Linked DNA regions of Homo sapiens: region 1 is linked to region 2. The links are chromatin loops, found by intact Hi-C in ENCODE. Cell type or tissue: K562. All regions are shown on one strand. Links, peaks and the distances in the headings refer to the core of each region. The heading gives the core; the rest is flanking DNA.

Region 1 (8,355 bases), core at 110-8,109, 260 kb before region 2:
GTAGCATGTTTGGAACCAGCTCTATTTTGATGGTTTCCACATAGTGTGAGTCCCTCTGGGTGTGTAAACGGATACTTTATTTTCACAGTTTAGTGTGTCAGTTAGGGGGAGACCTAAGAGAGATTTGTGCCTTTGAGAAGGTTAATGTGAAGATGAGACCCGCTGGTCTCAAGTATAATTGGGTATAGGGAAGCTAATTTCTCAAGTATACAAATTAATCTGGCTTTGCCGTAATTAGCTATAGGTTGCTCCAGAGTAATCAGATGATTCCCACTGGTGGAATGAAACTTTTGTATCCTGCTGTGAATTACCTAAAATAAAGCCCGCATAAAATAACTCATAATTTTAATCAGTCTCATTGGGCCCTATTAAAAAGTGAATATAGTAAGGAACAAAATTAAAAATAACCTTAAGAAATTCCTTAGATAAATGATTACAGTGCAGCTCAAGCTTGAGACAGCTTTAAGTGATACATTAAATGTTAAAAAATATAGGGTAAGATACTAGCATTTCCTTTATATTTTCATACTTGACACACACACACACACACACGCACACACACACCATAAGATTCTGTTGGGTGGATGTCAACATTATTAGGTTAATTCCCAAAGAGTCCGTATGTTAAAAGTAACTAATATATCTGCAAACACAATTTTCTTATTCCTTCTATGGAGAATTACATCTGCCCTTAACCACAAGTCTCTCTCTCTCCTTTTTTCTAAATCTTTTTGAAGGTGTAATGTATAGCTTCTAGTTTACCACATTTTACATTCTTGAATAGCTAGAAGTTAGTTTTAAATTGATTTACATTTATTATTCCTTCAGTGAAAGTGCTGTTCTTTAATTATTTGTTAGGTTTAATAGACATAACATAGAATAAATGGGGAAAAATATCTTCCTAAAACTGTTCCCCTTCTCTGTGGACAAATTTGTGTTATAGGTTCTCTTACTTCTAGAAAAATTAATTGTAAAATGTAAATGATAATTTACCCAATTCCTTGGCATTTTAAATATTTTTTTAACTCAGTTTGAATTGCAGAATGCAATTTAAACAATTTCTGTTAGGATACTACCAAGATTTTTTTGAAGAATTCAAAGAAGATATTAGGCAAATAAACATGTTACAATCTTCACTTTGCCTGTGTAAAATACTCTTATTTTTATTTCCTTCAGCTCACATCAGATGTATAGATACTGTATGCATTTATTGCCTCATGGCTGTTGTTTAGTTGATCAGATTGAATAGTTCTGGTTTGAATTATATTCGACACTATGTGGTATAATGCATTATTATTTAACCAGAGCAGCCACACAACAGAATAATGAAATAATGTTACCGTTAATGCCCATTGAACTTTATATGAGATAAATATCAAATTACATCACAAGCAACTTATCATAGTAATTGAGTATACACAGGATTTGAGGAATAGCTGCCAAAAAATAACCCTGTCCAAGTTTTCCCAAAGGCATCTATTATACTCAGCATCTTCTAAAAAAGTTTTCCTCTTGTCATGCTAGGGATAACTCCAGGAAAATAATTATGGGAAGGAATTCCCTGACTATAATGAATAAAATTGGTAAATATGAAAAAAAGATTAAAATGATGAGAATGCTGAACCTGCAACCTACCAAAAACAGTGCAATATTGTCTTTCTACTTATCTATTCAGAATAATTAGAAGGAAAACAAGGCAGTTGCTAACTGTTGATAAAAAATAAAATATTTTATACTTCCTAATTGAGGCTAATTTTAGACACCCAATAATTAAGTCATGATTCAAATTATTTCTTTTACATTTCCCAGAATCTCGTATCTCACAGAGGTGGGGGTAGTTTTATTAAGTGAGAAATCATGTTTTAAATTTTAAAGCTATCTCTTAAAGTGGGTAGATACTCTTGGTGTCGTTTTTAGTTAAATAAAATAATTTTAGTCTTGATAATAAGTATCAGATGATTATGGGACAGAAATTAATTATTCTTAAAGAAGTGTTTAATTATAATTGTCTGAATTATAGAATTCATGCATATAAATAATCCCCCAAAAGACTGGAAACCATATTCTACCTAAAGATAGGAAATGACAACCAGGTGAAAATAAAAAACCCTGCGATTTAAATTTTAGGTGCTCTCTTAAGTACCTTAAGTGTTTAATACCTTCAAATGCAAAAGATTCTGTGTTATGTCATAGATGCGTCTTAAATAATCTAACAAATAATTCAAAATGAATACTATCTGTATGCATTCTAAATCAGTAACCAATTAGAATTCACTTAAATAGCTTCATCAGTGCAGAGTCTTATATTTTTGAAGGCAGTTTATTTCATTTTCAAAAAACTCTGCTTCTTAGAAAATTTTCCTCACATTGAGCAGCGAGGTACTTTCATGTTGCTTCCTCCCATTGTTTTTTGTTATACTCTATGTATCCTTGAGAATAAATCAAACCTCTTGATACATCTGTTAACCGTGTAATGGCAATGACTTCAGTCTTCTTGTATAACATTCAACTTTCATAATGACTTCAGTTACATCTTATCTGTCATGGCTGAATATGACAATACTGGCCACCCTTATGAATGTACTCTACCATATTATCTGGGCCTTTCAAATGAAGCAATACCTAGAATTTAACACAATATTCATTCATTCATTTATTTTACAAGTACTTATTTAGTATGGTTTAGGTCCTTCTTTAAGGATGGGGATATAACCAATAGGCCTTTTGGACTGAACACTGTGGAAATCACTGATGGACATGAGAAAAGCTGATTCTCCTCTCAAGCAGTTTGTGTTATTGGGGAGAGAGATGCCAAAGAGTTATAAATTCTATGGACAAAAATAGAGTTAGACGACAGAAAATGAGTCATATTTGACATGTTCTTCATCTGGTATACACACACAACTGAGCAAAGGAAGGAATAATTCTATTTCTTTGTATAAATTTTAAATTGCTTAAACAAATGTAATACTGTTAATAAAATTGCATTTGTCACATTATACTGAAAGCTAAAATGTCACAAAGTGTCAGGTTTTTTTTAAAGTTTAAAAATGTTCAGACATGAGATCATATGGATACATGGTGGGGAACACCACACACTGGGGTCTGTTGGGAGGGCATGAGGAGGGATAGCATCAGGAAGAATAGCTAATGGATGCTAGGCTTAATACCTAGGTGATGGGTTGATCTGTGAAGCAAACCACCATGGCACACGTTTACCTGTTTTTAATCAGTAACTAAAAATTCTGCCAAACAAATGGGTGACTTGTTTATCTTGTAATATATGAATACTATTTGTTGAATTAATTTGTATTATTTTTGAATTATTCTTAAAAGATGTATGTATTAATATATGACGTTTGATTAAATAATAAAATTAATAAAATTTATTTTCATTCATGAAATTTGTAGGGGAAATCACAGAACAATGTAGTCATATGAAGATATGTCAAACTAGAAGTATAATCTATAGTAAAATTAATCTTTTCTAGAATAATAGAAAGATGGAGAAAAAAACTGTCTCTAGAACTTTAGTTAAAACGTCTTTTGAATTATTATATAGCCATTTTTAGTTACTTATTAAAAACTAACAAACCTGCATATCCTGCACATGTACCCTGGGACTTAAAATAAAAGTTGATACCAAAAAAATAAGTTCAGACATGACATATATTCACATACAATCACTATACGTTCTCTCCACCAGATGGCACTGTTAGGTAGCTTTTCATGGGCATGTCACTATCCTACACTTATGGGGATATAAGCTGCCTCTGAATTTCTTTGAATAGTAGGGTGTATCATTATATAGCAATTTCCTTCTTATAAGGCATTTATTTGGCAATTAGTAACTTAAATTGATTGTATTTTAAAAATTGAAAACGTATAATTTGGTGAAAAATGTGTGAGTGTACAAAATTCTATTTTGGGTAATCATTATTGTTACTAGATTAATCAATATTGCCAGATCAATCAATAAATAATAACAGATATTTGACACCTACTTTTAGGCGATGAAAACTGTATGCAGAAACTGAGAAGACATTATTTTTTGAATCTTTTTAAAGCAGTATTTTAAATTTTCAAAAATTAAAACATAATCACACTGCATGTATTACCACCCTAAAAATGGTATGGACGCTAATCATATGTTTTGGTTTGTGTATTTGGAAAATTTTTCTTCAGTTCAGGGAATCATATCACAAAGAGAACTTTTGCATTATATGATTTTTCCAGCCCTTTCCTTCTGTGGAAAATAGAAAAACCTCATAAAATAAAGTTAAAATCAGTAGGAATTCTGCCAAACAAATGAATGACTTGTTTATCTTGTAATATATGAATACTATTTGTTGAACTAATTTGCATTATTTTTGAATTATTCTTAAAGGGTGTATCTATTGATATATTAGATATGTTTGATTAAATAATAAAATTAATAAAATTTATTTTATTCATGAAATTTGTAGGGGAAATTACAGAACAATATAATCATATGAAGATTTATCAAACTAGAAGAATAATCTATAGTAATAATTAATCTTTTCTAGAATAATAGATGGAGTAAAAAAACCAATTCTCTAGAACTTTAGTTAAAATGGCTTTTGAATTATTATATAGCCATTTTTTAGTTACTGATTAAAAAATCCTTAACTCAGAGTGATGTAAGCAAATGATAAAACAGTAGGAGGAAGTTATTATCTCATGTCACAGAAAATTCCAGTGCATAACTAAAGCTGGGTTCACAGGCTTCTATGACATCATGACTCAAAACTTACACAGTTCTAGGTAGTATTTTCTTCCTATTGATACTACTGCAGAGTTACTCTCTTTGGTTGTGCTACAGCCTCAGAAGATCCACAGTTATATCCTCTCAGGTTCAAATCTAATGGAAAAGATAGCACTTCTATTTTCTTAAGTGAAAATTCAACTTCGTTTAAGTGGACCTGAGTCATGTATCAGACTTTGAGCCAATCTCTTCCGTGAGACCTTGGTCACATGCCTACCCCCATGTTCTCTGCTGCTAACATGTAGTTGGAGAATTGGCAAGGTGTGTTTCTTTAGTGAGAAACAAGGTGAAGGGAGAATGACTGCTAAGGAGTCGAAGATTCAAAAAGTGCCTCTCACATTAGGAGTAATAAGAATGTAGAAACAAAAGCAGAGTAAACATAAATAGAATACATTTCTTCCTTCTCCTTCTCCTTTTCCTTCTTCTTTTTGAGACAGAGTCTCACTCTGTTACCCAGGCTAAAGTGCAGTAGCGTGACCATAGCGCACTGCAACCTGGAACCTCCTGGGCTCAAGTCAAGCAATCCTCCAACCTCAGGCTCCCAAAGTGCTGGAATTATAAGCATGAGCCACTATGACTGGGTGAATAAATGTCTTTATTATAAATCAGGTTAGATGGGTGTCAAGCAAATGTACTGATTTAGTATTTTATATATTTCTAATTTTCTATCAAATTTCTGAAACTCAAAATGCATATCGATTAGTTGATTTTAGGATTGGGGTGGGGTTAGGTACAATAATACCATGTGACTGAATTAATATTCCATGTCTGTGTTTTTTAAAATACATTTATTTTAAGTTCAGGGGTACATGTGCAGGTTTGTTACATAGGTAAACGTGTGTCATGGGGGGTTTGTTGTACAGATTTCTTATTGCTCAGGTATTAAGCCTAGTATCCATTAGTTATTTTGTCTGATCCTCTCCCTCCTCCTACCCTCTACCCTCAGATAGATCCTAGTGTATATTTTTCCCCTCTATGTGTCCATTTGTTCTCATTATTTAGATCCCACTTACAAGTGAGAAGATGTGGTTTTTGGTTTTCTGTTTCTGCATTAGTTTGCTAAGGATAATGGCATCCAGCTCCATCCATGTCACTGCAAAGGACATGATGTTGTTCTTTTTTATGGTTGCATAGTATTCCAAGGCATATATGTACTGTATTTTCTTCATCCAGTCTATCACTGATGGGTATTTAGGTCGATTCCATGTCTTTGCTATTGTGAATAGTGCTGCAATGAACACACACATGCATGTGTCTTTATAATAGAATGATTTATATTCCTTTGGGTATATGCCCAGTAATGGAATTGCAGGATTGAGTGGTATTTCTGTCTTTAGGTCTTTGAGGAATCACCACAATGTCTTCCACAATGGTTGAACTAATTTACACTCTCACCAACACTGAGAGTGTAAAAGCATTCCTTTTTCTCCACAACCTCCCCAGCAACTGTTATTTTTTTAACTCTTTAATAATCGCCATTCTGAGTGGTATGAGATGGTATTTCATTGTGGTTTTGATTTGCATTTCTCTAGTGATCAGTGGTGTTTAGCTTTTCTTCTATGATTATGGGCTACATGTATGTCTTCTTTTGAGAAGTGTCTGTTCATGTCCTTTGCCCACTTTTTAATAGGGTTGTTCGTTTTTTTTTCTTATAAATTTGTTTAAGTTCTCACAGATTCTGGATATTAGACCTTTTTCAGATGCATATTTTGAAAAGTTTTCTCCAATTCTGTAGGTTGTCTGTTTACTCTGTTGAGTTTCTTTTACTGTGCAGAAGCTCTTTAGTTTATTTAGATCCCATTTGTCAATTTTTTCTTTTGTTGCAATTGCTTTTGTCATCTTTGTCATGAAATGTTTGCCCGTGCTTAAGTCCTGAATGGTATTGCCTAGGTTGTCTTCCAAGGTTTTTATAGTTTTGGGTTTTACATTTAAGTCTTTAATCCATCTTGAGTTAATTTTTATATATGGCTTAAGGAAGGGGTCCAGTTTCAATCTTCTGCATAGGGCTAGCCAGTTATCCCTGCACCATTTATTGAACAGGGAATCTTTTCCCCATTGCTTCTTTTTGTTCATTTTGTGAAAGATCAGATGATTGTAGGTGTAATATTGCTCTTTTAATTCCCCCTTTTAATGCTTTGTCTCTGTCAATTTTATAACCTTCAGATATCTATTAGTTATTAAAATTGAGAGAATTTAAAAATTTTCAATCTCATTTAATTCAAAACTCAGGCAATGCCAAATGTTTTTAGACCTTATATTCTCCTGTGAATTGATATGTCATGAATGAGGGAGAGAAAAGGGCACATTTCTTTACTGAGTGAGTCCCAGACAGTGATAATATGTAGTTAACAATGCAGTTCTGTCAATATGATTGCATGTTATTCCACAAAAGCTATTAGGTTTCCCAATGATAATATGCATCATTTTCTTGCAGCACTGTTAAGTCTACCTTACTTCAGTGTTGAGAACCTCTTCAGAAAGGGGCCAGCTATATTGCCGTTGCTCCCCTTGTAGTCTATACCCAAAACCTCTTCTCCTATTTCCTTCACAAGATTAAATTTTAGTGGTTATTTATGGAACCTGACATAATAATGGACACACTGTTTTTCTTAACTCATGTGTATCGTTTTCCCACTTCCAAGCTTCTTTCAAATAAATTAATTGCACTTGTATTAGAGTTTGACTCTAGAGTATCAACACTAAGATAAAATCAAAAAACTTTCAGGTTGACAAAATGTCTCTGAACATTTACATTTTTGTCAACTTCTCTAAAGTTGCCATAAGAAACCAACAGTTTTTTAAAGTTCTTTGTTTTAGTGTCTTATAGAAGACTTGCTTTTTATTATTCAAAGAGACAAAAACAATATATATTAGCTAGAATATATACACCGTGACAAAAGAAAATTATATTTAAATCAATACATTTAAACAGGGTTTACAATAGGTGTAATAAGATTGTATGTCTCAAAGGCAGACATTTCCCTAAGTCTTTACTCACATGAAAAACAAATAAACAAACCAACAAAAAACAGGTGGATAAGAGCAAAGGAAAACTCATGTTTCAGATAAAGAATTCAGGTCTCTCACTGGATTTACAAACTAAATATTTAAAGTTCTTTCATGGTGTACACCACTCATTAGTATTTATTAACAGTTGGTTATTTAATATGTATGACCTTAAGATGTACAGAGAGCACACTAATTAAAGGAGCATACTCCAATTAAGAACTTAAATTCTAATAGACTATATTTGATACTAAAATAGTATTACTTCCTGTTTATTTCATTTTTTGTTTTATACTCATAAAGGATATTTCATTTTCCTCAGGAAAATGGCATGAAACATACTGGACTTAATGCTATTACCACTGGAGAAGGAGAAAATGGTAGCTTGACACATGAGATGCCCTGTAAATACTGTTGAATGAATGAATGATTAACAATTGAATGAATCTACTGTGTAGTTTCCTTTTACTTACAGACATTGAAAAATGTGTGACAAATCCAAATGTTTTTTGGTAGCTAGGCTATAAATGCTTTAATAAAAGAATATGTTGGTAGAAGAATCA
Region 2 (8,355 bases), core at 142-8,141:
CAGGGTCCCTGACTTCCCTCAACAAACATTAAAGAAAAATAAAACTCCCTTGGGACTAAGTTTATTTCTTAGCCTTCTTTTTTCTTTTTCTTTTTGTCTACAGACTGTGGAGCAGAAAATTGATTTACATTCAATCTCTCCTACCCAGGCTAACCACTCAAAAACATGATCCTCTTTTAACATGCTGGATTCTTACTTGTATATATCAATAATCTCACTCATTATTATTTTTAAGTGCCTATTTACACTTAATTACAGATACTTTAAACTTAAGAGATTTTTAAGGCAGAGCTATGTCCTTCTGAAAAAGTCCCACACCCAACAGAAATTACATACTTAATGTTAAGATATTGAGTTAATAGATTCAGAGGCTGAAACAAATAATGTGGTAGCAACATCACTGGCATGTTCTTGCTGTGAGATGGTTTTAATATACCTCAAAGAATGACTAAATTTTATTTTTAACTTGGGGAGGTGAGATATGGTTGGATCTTCAAATCTAATTCCCAGTTGTTTGTGGATCTTCTCTATTCCCATTCATACCAAGTGCCAAATAGGCCAATTCTTTTATCAGTTTCTTTATAGCAAACAGGTTAATTCCAAATTCCCATTCATAAAGCCACAGATGCTTTTGGTATATATCTACCTTTCAGATTATCTCAGGTGATGACTTTACTAAAATTTTCACTACTGCAGCATAACCTAGGCTGTTGCTGCTATATTTTCACTTCAAAGGAAGTCTACAGGTCAAGAAATAAATTTCTTTTAAATGGAGGGGCCCTGAATAATCATTAAAAAATCTACGAAGTGTACATAAAAACATTCAACATATTCTATAGACAATTTTAATAGTATAATTAAGTTTAACAATGTTGATGGAGCAATGGTAATCTGCAAAATTAAATGAATTTCTAATATCATTATATCAAAAATATGCTATGTATAAATAATATGTAAATATTATATAACTATATATTATATATAATTGAAAATAACATAGAACTACACAAATACTTGACAATGAATCTAATGATGGAAGCATAACATACACAAAAGAAACAATAAAATCTTATTGATAAAAATTTACATAGAGGCTATGACTTTCATATCTCTTTGTTATTTAACCTTAAGCAATACTTCTGGCCAGCCCTCCAAACCTAATTTTGTGCACTTTTAAAGCATTCACAGTCAGTTTGAGATGTTACTTTTAAATACGCTTATTTAAAAATCCCAGAAACAAACATTACAAAGCTGGAATGCATTGAAACAGTGGTTCTTAATGGTGTGAACTGTTTTTGAAGGTCATCCATGTAATGATGGTCTTACAAGACATTGTCTGTAGACAGAATAAATAATATATCTGACCTATGTAATTTCTTCTGTTTTTCAAATGTAAATAAGTTATCCTATGATTAACACAATATGAACTGATTTTACAATATCTCTGTATACATAGTAACTTTCATCCACACTGATTTCCATATATGGTAGATACTTCACCAAATTATATTATGGGGGATTAGATTAAGCAAAATATTTTGATTATTAAAAAACAGACATACTCATATCCTTATAAAAGTGTATTAGGAAATAGAATCAGACTTGTGCATTATTTTTCTCATTAGCATGGGCACCAGGCCTCTATCTGATGCTATTGTTCTGCATTACTCTCTCAAAAGAAAGTGTCTCTGTTGCCTCCTATTTTAGTTGCTTTGCCAAAGTTAATTACACAGAAGCTTCATTAGTGATGTTTGAACCTGGCCACTAAGGATCCTCTATTTATTCATATGATCCCAGTGCACTTCCAAGAGATAGAGCAGAAAAAATAAATATTTTGGGGATAGAAAAGCTAACTCTCTGCTCTTCTGAAATCAGAGGAAATCTGTTGCTTTCCTCCCTTACATCAAAATTTCTTACCATTATGACAGAGTCCAAGGAAAATATTTCCAAAGTGTAAAATAAGGAAGTTTCTAAAAAGAGTGTTTATTGTAGCGTGAAAATGCAAAACTAGGAGACCTCAAGATCCTTCAGGAAGTACCTGAAGGTTGATGATCAAGTTAAACCAGTACAAAGTTACAACTTCCTTAACACAACACAGTTCAACCCATTAGGGAGCTGCCACCTGAAATCGTGAAAAATTATCAAAACAGTAAGTATTTTAAGGTAGGTATGACAATTACTTTCTCATTTGAGAGATAAGAGAAAGAAATTTTTGTTGGAGTACTCTTCTGTAATTTTGCTAGTTTAAGCTTGTTTCAAATTTTTAATATGGAAAACTGTAGCGAACATGTTTTTAAACTATTAACAGATCTTTGACAAGACTAAACATCATAGCTAGGACATATTTATGCATTCCTGTGTAGTCACACATGCAGTAGTTTGTGGTCACCCATAAAATATAAAGGACACACAGAAATATGCTTCCAAATCCTTGGAATATATACAAAAAAGCATATTACATTGCTTATATTACATTGCTTATAATGTTAGCTTTTTTCTAAATTGTAAATATTCTCTTATGGTTAAATGTCTGGCCAGAAATAATTCAATCCCTCATATTTATTAGTTCAACAAAAATGCTCCCTTAATGTCTAAGTGACACTAAGACCGAGAGACCTTTGTGTTGTTGCTCATGATGCACTGCACTGCACAAGACGATCAAGGCGTAGAAGACTATTTCACTAAGATAGCTTTTTCCTAGTGTGTGTTCAAAGGGAGAGGCATGAAAACGAAGATGACAGAAAGGATGTCAATTCTCAGTTACTTCATAGTTTATGCTGCTTATTGCACTTTTCATGACCCTGAAGTAGTTGGGAGAAAATTAGTTCTTAAACCAAAATCAAAGAAAAAGGCATAGTAAATTACTAGTACACTACTTTGCTTGTATAAAAGCAAAACTTAGAATACATTGACTTTATCTAACAAAGTCAAAAATGGTATTTGCATGAAAGAGGATTGAGGCAACATGAAAAACCTCAGAATATTTGAAAACAAGGAACTGTTTTTCTTTCCTGGAATAAGATGATGAATAGTGTGAGAGTTTCGCAAAGAGACCAGTTTTGGGGGCAGTAAGGTAATCAAAGGCAACAGTTTTAGTTTTATGGATTTCTTGAAAAACCTTGAGAGTTTCACTAAGAAGTACTAAGAAGTAAGCATATGTGACAAGCTGACTGTGTCTTACTGGCCAGTATGCTCTGTTAGCATCTTCATTCTCATTATGCCAGATTCGTACCATCTCTCTTAACAGATTTGTATTAGGCTTTCTGCATAAGTATGTATTTTCCTGTAATGGTACCTTTAAAGCAAGATGGGCCTTGCCATATGTATCACATGGGATTTTATGAAGCACATGTCCATAAGAGTAAGGAATTCATTTTCCCAGGCCCAGAAGACTGATGATATTTGCAGTAATTTTTTATACGCAAAGCAGGTGAAAAAGCATTCATATAACAAACTAATTGGTATCTTATAAGGAGATACAATTTCATTGAGTGATGGAGAAATAGCAAGAACCCTAGAGACTGTGTTGTCAGATAAGACATATGTTTGTAGCTACCATTATAAATAATTAATGCAGGCTAAGGACTGGAAGCAGTTATTGCTCCATGAACAGAAATAAACTCATTTCCTCTTGCTGAAGAATGTCATAATGGTCAGAGATGACATGAACAAAATAAGACCCATAATGCAAATTAAAGAAGCCAGTTAGTATTTTAGTCATCCTTCATTTGTGCCTGAAATTATAAATATATAAATTAGGTGATTGCTGATGGCATAAGGGACAACACTGATAGGCAGCTTAGATGATGATGTCAAGGGCGGGCAACAAACTTCCTTAATTGCCTAGGTGGTTCTCAAATATTGATGTGCATATGAAACTCTTGGTAATTATACCACAGCTATTCTAATTTCTAATTTATCCACTAGGGCCTAACCTCATTTGCCTATTTCCTGGCTAAAACGTATTAGCTCTGTGTCCCAGAAAACTATACTTGTGACAAATGTCTTTGATATTTCTAATTCAGAGAATTATACACACTAAATAACCTAGTCAAATGCAAGTATTTCTGGAAGAATAAAGTAAAGCATTGGATAAACACTACAGTAGTAATTTCCTTCTTTCCTTCTTTCCTTCCTTCCTTCCTTCCTTTCTTTCTTTCTTTCTTTCGTGAGACGGAGTTTCGCTCTTGTTGCCGAGGCTGGAGTGCAATGGCGAGATCTTGGCTCATCGCAACCTCCACCTCCCAGGTTCAAGCAATTCTCCTGCCTCAGCCTTCCGAGTAGCTGGGATTACAGGCATGTGCCACCACACCCGGCTAATTTTGTATTTTTAGTAGAGATGGGCCTTCTCCATGTTGGTCAGGCTGGTCTTGAATGCCCGCCTTGGCCTCCCAAATTGCTGGGATTACAGTCATGAGCCACCGCGCCCGGCCAGTGGTAATTTTAGTGTAAATTAAATGAGTTTCAAAATACAGAGCCTCGCCTTGTGCATGGCTTGCATCATATTTTCCAACAGCTAGGTGGAAGCATATCCTAACACAGAATTTAGTGGATGTGCTCTGACAGGAAAGCAAAGAGAGAGAAGGATCCAGAGCTGCTTAATTCCTTGAGAAGAGTGGAGAACTCCATGCAATAAATGCACACAGCCAGTATACCTCAGGGAATCAGGCAAAAAGAGGTTGGGAATTTAGAAAGTTGAGTGTGGAGAACAAAAGCTGTGGAGGCAAAATACACTTGTCACAACTTGTCTTCTGAAAAAGAGGAAGATATATTCACTCTTAGTCAATACAATATAAAGACTGAAAAAAAAATTAAAAGTGCCATTGCATTTCTGAAGAGAAAAAGAGATGAGAGGCTGGTTAAACTCAAAGTTCAGGTAAAGGATCGTGTGAGAAGGTGAAAAGTAGAAAAGGGCAAACCATAGGTCCAATAATTAAATAGGTAAATTTTGTCTTTAAGACCGTCAGAACAAGTATTCTATCTCCTCTCCAAACCGTATTGTTGAACTTACACCTGTAGATGCAATTCACCGATAGCCTAGTCTATTCACAAGGAACTTAGACCAGTGAGTCTAGGGCTGAATGCTATTCTGCAGAATGTGCTGCAGCCTGTTAATACTTACAGAAGTTACGATTCATTTAGATAGTCTCATGGTCCTCACTATATACGTTTTAACAGTTTTATTGAGGTATAATCTATACTAAAAACTGCACTTGCACACAACCATGAAACCATCACCACAATCAAGGTGATAAACATATCCATCACTCCTCCAAAGTTTCTGTGAGTCTTAAGTTAGTTTTCTTGGATTCTTTTTAGTTTTTGGGTTTTTTTTTTTTTACATAAACACTTAACATGATATCTATTCTCTTAAGCCTTTCCAGTGCACAATAAGGTTTGTTAACTATAGGCACCATGTTGTTCAGCAGATCTCTAGAACTTACTCATCCTGCATAACTGAAACTTTATAACTATTGAACAACAACTCCCCATTTTCCCATCACTTCAACCCTTGGCAACCAAGATTCTAACTCTCCGCTTCTGTGAATTTGACTATTTTACATGCCATATATAAGTATAATCATGCAGTATTTGTCCTTCTGTAACTGGATCATTTCACTTAGTATAACCTCTTGTAGGTTCATCTGTGTGGTCACAAATCACATGATTTTCTTCTTTTTAAAGCTGAACAACATTCCATTATTGTATTATATATTCCACATTTTCTTTATCCATTCATCTGTTGATGGACATTTGGGTTGTTTCCATATCTTGGTTATTGTGAATAATGCTCAATATTTAAGAGTAAAGTTAGTTCTTTAAACTCCTTATTTCTATAATTTTGCATATATACCAACAGGTGGGATTACTGGATCATATAGTAGTTATATTTTAAATTTTTTGAGGAAAGTTTCATACTATTTTCTATGGTGGCTACACCATTTTACATTTCTAACCAGAGTGTACAAGCGTTTCTATTTCTCTATGTACTTGCCCAAAGTTACCTTTTGTTTTGTTTTTCTTGTTTTTTAATAGCCATCCTTATATGTGTGAGGTGATATCTCATTGTAGTTTGATATGCATTTCCCTGATAATTGATGATATTAAGCATCTTTTTATATACCTTTTGGCCACTCATAAGTCTTCTTTGGAGAAATTTCTATTCAACTCTTTTGCCTGTTTTTAAATTGCATTGTCTTTTTTATGCTATTGAATTGTAGGAATTTTTTATGTATTTTGGAGATTAAGCCCTTATCAGATATATGGTCTGTAAATATTTTCTCCCATTTCATAAGTTGTGTTCTAAATTCCCCAGCATTCTCCAAATTACTACCATTTATCTGTTCATTTTGAAAATATAAGGATGAGTGAATTTGTATAACATTAATTAGAAATTAATTAATTTAATTATAGAAAAAAATTTAAAAACTGTTAGCTGAGTAGTCACAGTTATTTTTTCACTATACCTGGTTCCAAACTCCTGAGAATTCCAACATAGCAAAGAAACTTAACCATGATTACCCCTCCTGAGGGGTAATAGAATCACCAAAAAAGACAGGATTAAAAAAAAAAAAAAAGACCTAAAACTAAACTTTTCCTACCCACATATCTTTTACCTTATCCTGTATCTGGCTTCCATTCACTGCAAAAAAAAAAAAAAAAGAAAGAAAAGAAAAGAAAAAAGAAATATACTGCTATTGTAGCGTTGTTTTCCTTAACTCAAAAGTGTTGGGTCATAAGAAATTTAGAATGCTGTAGTATTTTAGGTGGACTGATGTACTGGAAAAAGAGGGAGGGGTTCTGACCAGGCAAAGAAAAGCTGAATAATACAGTGTTTTAAACTCCATGATTATTCCAGGCTATGGAAATGTAATGACATTATTTTTCTATTACAAGAAGTAGGTTTGTTCATATTTCTTTATGCTAAGTATTTTTGTTTCTCTAAAAACACTCCTCACTGAGGTTGGTTCTATTATAGCACAGAAAATTGGGCAACTAAATGAACCTTCTAATATGTGTAGAAAGAGATGGGTGGAACTAGAATTATGCAAATAAAAAGACTATTTCACTAATACATTCAGGTTGTATTAATCAGCAAATGTACTAGGAGTGTTGGTATGAAAGAAACAGACTTTAGGATATAAATAAGAAAGCAAATTATTTAAACAAAAAAGAAAATTCTACCTTGGTAATAATCATAAGCATAGCAGCAATTCTAATCTTCTTGACATTGCAGTATAAGCCTTTTAGCTTAATATTGTCTAAACTTTAAAATACTTTTTAAAAATGGGTTTTTCAAAAAAACTTTTAAAACTCTGCTTTTTAAGAGATAAAAATACAGATACAGTTGTATAAAAGGTACATTAACTCATTGAAAAATTGTTGAACACATGCTATGTGTCAAGCAGAGTCTCCACAGCAGTAAAAGATGTAACAGAGAAAGAACAAAGCTCCTATTCATAGTGTTTACTTTTGAGTGACCCTAAAGATCCACTGATCCTAAGAGTATTAGGATATCTTTGAACTTCTTGGGTATATCCATGCATATAATCTGTATGAATTCCACCTGATTTTTCCATAAGAGAATCCGAAGTCTCTCTTAGAAAAGAAATGAATCTTTAGACACATAGTAGGTGGTTTTGGCCTTTAAAAAAAGAGGAAAACAGAGAGTAAAACAATTCTAGTCTCTAGAAAATGATATATGAGAATCAAATTCTGGAAAAAAGGAAAAAAAAATTCTAAGTTCTTAGGAAGGAAAAGGTCAGGAAAGAGATTACTATAAACAACCAAGCAGATAACAATAGCATGTAAGGAATTATAATATCAAGGTAAAGAAAGAAATAGTTCAGAGAGCAAAAAAAAACTCTGGAAAATGTATTAGCAAAATAGCATTTGCAGAACTTTGAATTGAAAATAGTCTGGCCTTTTGTCTAAGAATGTACTAAAAATGATAGTGCAGTTTGAAACAGGTATGAAAATAAGAACTTTGAACCAACTGACAGGAATAAGCATTAAAAATATAGCTTACTGTCACTATGTAGACAAATCTGTTTTATTTCTTCACTAAACTTACCAAGAACCCTACATAGGCCAGATATAAGAGAAAATAAGGATATATAAAATATTGTCTCTAAAGAAGTTTACAGAAACATACGGGAGAAATACAAGTATAGTGAAGAGTATAATACAATGTGATATAATCCAAACCAAGTACATAAGTACTTGGGAAAAGACACAGGAGCATAGTTTCACATTCACTGTGTGGGTAAATGAACATTTCCTTGAAGAATCAATATGTATGCACCAGTCAGTCAAAAGATTAGCCTGTGCAGACAAGAGCATGTAGAAAATTGA

What was found. A loop is a pair of places that touch in the nucleus more often than their neighbours do. Peaks named below come from ENCODE experiments on the same cell type or tissue, not always from the same donor. Only the 100,000 strongest peaks of a DNase experiment are listed, where the experiment ranks them.
Region 1: a loop joins it to region 2, with 2.3 times the contacts of the local background. A loop is called at or near these places in 3 of 110 quality-filtered maps.

What each region holds. Positions count from the first base shown.
Region 1 is chr12:55,185,448-55,193,802 of GRCh38, forward strand. No RefSeq gene overlaps it. Among named protein-coding and RNA genes, the nearest start is that of OR10A7, 31 kb to the right of the region's middle. In K562, for the core only: a CTCF peak has its summit at 3,706 (motif pointing right); a DNase peak (open chromatin) is centred at 3,734.
Region 2 is chr12:55,441,997-55,450,351 of GRCh38, forward strand. It overlaps OR6C2 (olfactory receptor family 6 subfamily C member 2), which reads left to right and starts at 2,080. Exons shown (of 2, transcript NM_054105.2): 1 at 2,080-2,163. The region is part of intron 1 of LOC124902940 (a long non-coding RNA gene); the gene reads right to left. In K562, for the core only: a CTCF peak has its summit at 4,513; no DNase peak of the experiment used is centred there.